Regions from separate parts of the Homo sapiens genome. Here region 2 is linked to region 1. Evidence: chromatin loops called from intact Hi-C (ENCODE). Cell type or tissue: HCT116. All regions are shown on one strand. Each heading gives the region's core, and the rest is flanking DNA. Links, peaks and the distances in the headings are about the cores only.

Region 1 (2,914 bases), core at 255-2,754:
TTGTGAGCAGATGTAAGAAAAATTTTAAATTATGTATATATATCTTAAATATTTTTGTTAACCTAAAACATAGAAATACACATTGCTTCACTAAGGTTTTGACATAGTCAAAGTCTTTTCATTGAAACTAAGTATATTTTTCAGAGTTCTTCCTTATTCTTTCATACAAAAATCACGCCCTTAATGCATTGTCTACAATTTCTAATTTCAGTTTCTGTGGAGTGGAGCGAGAGCTTAGATACTTGCAAAGCAATTTTAGTACAGAAACCTTATAGATGTGGTACTTTTCCCACTATCTTTTCAGCTGTCTTGCTTGTACTCAATCCACTAATCTCATTTTAGCATCTCTCCTTTATTAAGTCTTTGTAAAACTGTCAACTTGTTTCTTATAAAAACAATAACTTTCTTTTGCATTCACACTTCACCAGCTTACGTGACAATGTTAAAGTATACCTAATAGAATAGATTCTTGGGAACAAACACATCTCATTGTAGGCAACATTCATGTCAGCAGGTAGCCACCATTGTCTGTGGCATCCTGGAAGGCATGGGCATCCTTCTGGCCTGAGCATTCAGTGAGCCCCGGGTCATGTAACCTGCTGAGTCAGTTCCTAGTAGCAGCACTGAAAATCCTCATGTGCCATGAGTTGATGAGTGGGTAACTAGCCTGTCAGGATATACCCAGCTCTCTGATTTTACTGTTATTCTATGATGAAAATATCTAGGGTTGCGTGTGGGCATGGGCTGGGAGGCATGGAGGATTACATCCTCCTTTTTCAAATACGTTGTGTAGCATTTTGCTAATGTGGCAAAGTTTGTGATGAGTGGCATGGCTTGGGTAGGGTAGACAGCATACTACAATCCTGTCTTGGGAGCAGCAAGGCAGTGCTGGGACAGGACTATGACCCAGATTCATATCTCCTAGTCACTGCTAGGTGACTGTGGGCATGTCGTCTCAACTCAGTACATCTGTTCTCTTGTCTTCAAAATGGGGTGATGCTATCTGATTCACCAAGATGTTTTGAGACTCAAATAAGATAAACATTTTTTAAAGTATTTGCCACAATGACAGGGCCATCAGAGTTGCTTTCATACCTACACACCCTGTGTACACTTGTAGCAATGAGATGGAGTGAGGGACTCCATTTCTATGACAAGCAGCAAGGTTCCTGGGGAAGAGCCTACTCTTTGGAGGTAGGCAGAGGAGATCTGGATACTGCTTTCACCAGCAGCCCATTGCACATCCTTGGGCAACTCACTTAATCTCACTGAATTTTAGTTGTGTCACCCAGGAATAATAGTAGGAAAATTCCATCTAGCTTGAGCTATTGTGGTGAGGATTAAATAGAGGTTATGGGATCAAAGGTGTCTGGAACACAGGAGAGGTGGAATAGATTTTATCCTTGTAGGTATGACTCAGTCCACAAACTAAGATCTGAAAAAAAATAATGCCCTCTAGTTTCTATGACTCAACTTATTTCTGATTCTAAGTTCCCATTTCTCTTGGTTGGTGAAGAATTTAAACCCCACCCTTTTCTGGGGAGCCCGCTGCCCTTGCACTGTGGACTATGACTTCACATTATGAAGTAGGGTGGGGATTTGCCCTTGATCTTCAATCTACACAGCTTAAGGCCAGATGTGCTTTGCCCTGTCTTCCTGTCCTGTGTCTCTCTTGCTCCCAGGACATGTTCAAAGCACACAATTATCCCCACAGCTTGAGTTCAGAGGCAGGAAACAAATGAGTGCAAGAAAATAGGGAGGAGTAGAGCTTGTGAACTGCAGAGAGATGCCCATCTAAAGGCATATCATTTTTTTTTTAAGTTTAATACTGTGAGAGCCAAAAAAAACATGCCTGTGGGCTGACTGGGCACATGAGCCTCTTCACTGGTCTGCGAATGTGCAGGGCCTGCTCTCACTTCAGGGCCTCTACTGGGAATCCCCATCCTGGGATCCCATCTGTGACCCCTTGACAGCTCTGCTGGAGGGTCCCTCAGTGAGGTCTTTCCTTGTCCCTTCCTACACTCCCCACCCCCTTCCCTGTTTTATTCTTCTCTATGGCTCTTAGTGCTGTGGTTTCCTTATTTACCCTGGTTAATGTCTATCTCTATCCACTAGAATGCAAGCCCCAAGTAGGCAGTCAAGAACTATGTGTTGAATGAATGGGTGGATGGATGGATGACTTCATCGTGAAATGAGACACTCACCTTAGGCAGAAATTGCAAGGGCAACATCAAAAACCTCAGTAATCAAGATCAATAATATTTTAATGCAATTTTTTTTAGTCACAGTGCAAAAAATCTGTGATAAACAAACTATCAAATTTTTAAATAAAGGCACATCCAAAAGAAGTTGCAAGTGAGCTAAAGTTAATTTAAAAATATTTAAAATCATCACTTGTTCAAGAAAAAATTCTCAAACATGACAATGTTCTCAACTGAAAACAAAACAAGAAGTAGACTTTGAAGGTTTTACTAATGAGTGTTCTTCCATCAAAGCCAGGAAAGTAACATTCTAATAAATTCTTGGGCTTTGTTTGTTTGTTTGTTTGGTATAAGTAAAATAATTTAAACTTAATATAAAGTTTTAATGTACCTACTTTTCAACTTTCCAACTTTTTTTATGCTACCTCAATGTTCTGGAAAAAATTAACCGATTAAAATACATCAAGGCCAGGTGTATGTTTCACACCTGTAATCCGAGGCACTTTGGGAGGCCGAGGCGGGAGTATCTCTTGAGCCCAGGATTCAAGGCTAGCCTGGGCAACATAACAAGAACCTGTTTTTATATTTTTTTAAAGTAAAAAAAAAAAATTTAAAAAGGGAAATGCATCAAGACCTGTACCACAGAGGCCCACGTTTTTCTTTTGCTCCAGGCTACATGTGGGTTGCCGGGGCAATGGTTCTCAGCAGATGCA
Region 2 (2,914 bases), core at 319-2,818, 48 kb after region 1:
CAAGGTATTCACACTGTCTGAATTAACTGGGTGAGAACTGGGCATGGGGTGAGTTTTTGCTGTTTAAAAGCAAAGAGAGATGGAGGGAGGGAAAAAATTTTATCAGTGATCGCCTAAAAAGATTTTCTATGCTAGCCAGATAATTTTTGAAGGTTTTTTTGTTTTGAAGAATTTTGAATTTTTTTTAAATAAAGATATGAGGGTACCTAATACCTAATCAGCACTACATGTATAGAGTGATCACATATCTAAAAACAGGTCTGATCTCAAATATTCTGTTGCAGTGTTTCTACAAAACATCAACACCTCAATTTTAATAGTTCTTTTTGTATGGCCTGAAGTTGTAACTGGAACCCAAGTTTTATAGATGAAGTATCCTGATTTCTTATTTAGAAAATCTGGTCACCGTTAACTATGGGTTAATGAAAAGGAACTCTCAACCCCCAGCACAAATTCCTCTGCAAATTATTACTCAGGGCCTGAGATTCAGATTGACTGGTACTTTTTTTTTTTACTTAATCTAACACTTGTATGGCCCTGGCTCTGTGCCAGGCACTGTTGCAAGGGCTCTATAAATAGGTACTCACCACTGGGAGCAGTGGCTCATGCCTGTAATCCCAGCACTTTGGGAGGCCAAGGCAGGTGGATCACTTGAGGTCAGGAGTTCCAGACCAGCCTGGCCAACATGGTGAAACCCCGTCTCTACTAAAAATACAAAATTAGCTGGGCGTGGTGGCACTCGCCTGTAATCCCAGTTACATGGGAGGCTGAGGCAGGAGAATCGCTTGAACCCGGGAGGTGGAGGTTGCAGTGGCCAAGACTGTGCCACTGCACTCCAGCCTGGGTGACAGAGCAAGACTCCATCTCAGAAAAAAAAAAAAAAAAAAAAAAAAAATCAGAATCCTAAAAACATATTAAGAAGGTTTTATTTCTAACCTTATTATTTTGCAGGTGAGGAAACTGAGGCACAACAATGTTAAGTAATGAAGCCAGATTTGAACCTGGACAATCTGACTGCAGAATCAGTGCTCTTAACCATTGTTTCTTATTTAGCTTGCTACATGGCATAAGGCTCTTAAAGATAGTGACATGATGCAGGGTTTCTCAGGATACAATCTATAGACAGCATTGGAACAGCAGATGTTGCAAATGAGAAAGTCAAACTGAGTTAAGCACACCTCCAAACCTACAGGTGAGGCACTAAGCTCTGTGGTTTCCAAATCATCGAATGCTAGAGCTGAAGAGGGCCTCAGAGAGCAAGACTCCAGTCAAGGAAGAAAAAGCCAGACCAGAAACAATAAAAAGAAAACGAGCAAACAAAGGAGTCACAAAGAAACAGAACTGTGGCAAATGACGCATTAGACGAAGACCAGCAATTCCACCCACAGAGGAGATACCAGCGGGCCAAGTGTGAGTCAGAAGGGACTGGTGAGGACTTGCGCACCAGTGAGCCTACAGGGAGGGGCCTGCCATGTGGAAACAGGAGCTGTGCCTCAGCTCCTGCCATGTGGAAACAGAGGCCCACCATTGCCAGGTTCCCAATTTTTCAAAAAAAGCCAGATATTCACATTTTGTGTGAAAATTCCTGTTCTTGAAAGTTGGCAACTAATTCAAATCTGAGCTTAGGGGTAACCCCAGCCAGGCTAGCCCTATCAGGACAAGGACAAAGGTGTTCCTGTTTTTGGCTGTATCCCCATATGTCTGGCATATGGACTTTCAATAAATATCTGTTGAATGAATTAACTAAAATGATTAAAATACAACTTAAATGTAGTTCAAAAGATAAGGCTTCCTGACAGAATAGCAAAATTTGACAGTCACCCCAAACCCTGGGCTTTGTGAAATCCCAAATTGCTGTGGAACCTGGCTGAAGAAGGAGGACTTCGTAAGGAGAGATGGAGAAAGAAGTTTAACTGGAGCTTAAAAATAAAATGGCTCAGGAGCCCTCATATACAACCAAAACAGACTCAGTTTTTCAGCCCCACTTTCTGCCTCATCACCAAAGCAAGATGGGAGGACCTGCGGGCTCCACCTTCCCAACTCCACAGCTGTCCCTTTTGAGATGTTCCCTCTCAAGTTTAAGTAGATTTTACCAACTAAGTGTTATAGGATGCAGGGCACCACACCAGATAAACTTGTACCCACTCATGGATGTCAGCCCCAATCAAACTTAACAGCCTCGCTATGGTTTGAGGAGGTTCACTGATGTCATTTCTTTCTTTTCTTTCTTTTTATTTTTCTCTTTCTTTCCCTCTCTCTCTCCCTCCTTCCCTCCCCTTCCTTCCTTCCTTCCTTTTTCTTTTTGGAGACAGGGTCTCATTCTGTCACCCAGGTTGGTGTGCAGTGGTGCAATCGTGGCTCACTGTAGCTTCAACCTCCTGGGCTCAAGTGATCCTTCTGCCTCAGCCTCCCAAGTAGCTAGAACTACAGTTGCATGCCACCACGCCCAGCTAATTTTTATATTTTTTGTAGAAACAAGGTCTCACTATGTTGCTCAGGCTGATCTCAAACTCGTGGGCTCAAGTGATCCTCCTCCCTGGGCCTTCTGAAGTGCTGAGATTACAAGCATGAGCCACCATGCCCAGCCAATGCCATACCTTAGAGACAAGCTAATCACTCTTCCGGGATTTGAAGGAAAGGGTTTTCTTGAGTTTGTTCTTAGAAATAAACAATGTAATTTTAAGATACTTCTCTCTCTCTCTCTAAAATATTTTAAGGCTCACACTGCCTGCAGATTTTAGCAGGTAAAGTAAAAGTTCATTTGACCAAAAAAAAAAAAAAAAGAAAGAAAAAAGAAAAATTCCCTTAAAAGTTTCAGTACCTGAATATATGAATATTGGTATTTCCCTCTGAATATAAGACATCATAATGGTGATTCATTTAAAGCCTCGTGCAAGCCCAGAGATAGCAGGGT

What was found. Peaks named below come from ENCODE experiments on the same cell type or tissue, not always from the same donor. Only the 100,000 strongest peaks of a DNase experiment are listed, where the experiment ranks them.
Region 2: it touches region 1 in a loop (2.5-fold over the local background); 19 of 110 quality-filtered maps call a loop at or near these places.

What each region holds. Positions count from the first base shown.
Region 1 is chr1:116,507,639-116,510,552 of GRCh38, forward strand. No RefSeq gene overlaps it. Among named protein-coding and RNA genes, the nearest start is that of LINC01762, 30 kb to the left of the region's middle. RefSeq lists an enhancer at 1,811-1,870. In HCT116, for the core only: no CTCF peak of the experiment used is centred there; a DNase peak (open chromatin) is centred at 1,513; H3K4me3 peaks cover 1,435 bases; H3K27ac peaks cover 2,500 bases.
Region 2 is chr1:116,555,387-116,558,300 of GRCh38, forward strand. All of the region lies in intron 1 of CD58 (CD58 molecule), which reads right to left. It overlaps LOC105378925 (a long non-coding RNA gene), which reads left to right. Exons shown (of 3, transcript XR_947739.2): 3 at 1-2,914. Among named protein-coding and RNA genes, the nearest start is that of MIR548AC, 3.3 kb to the right of the region's middle. RefSeq lists enhancers at 1,198-1,447, 1,221-1,515. In HCT116, for the core only: no CTCF peak of the experiment used is centred there; DNase peaks (open chromatin) are centred at 545 and 1,395; H3K4me3 peaks cover 649 bases; H3K27ac peaks cover 1,861 bases.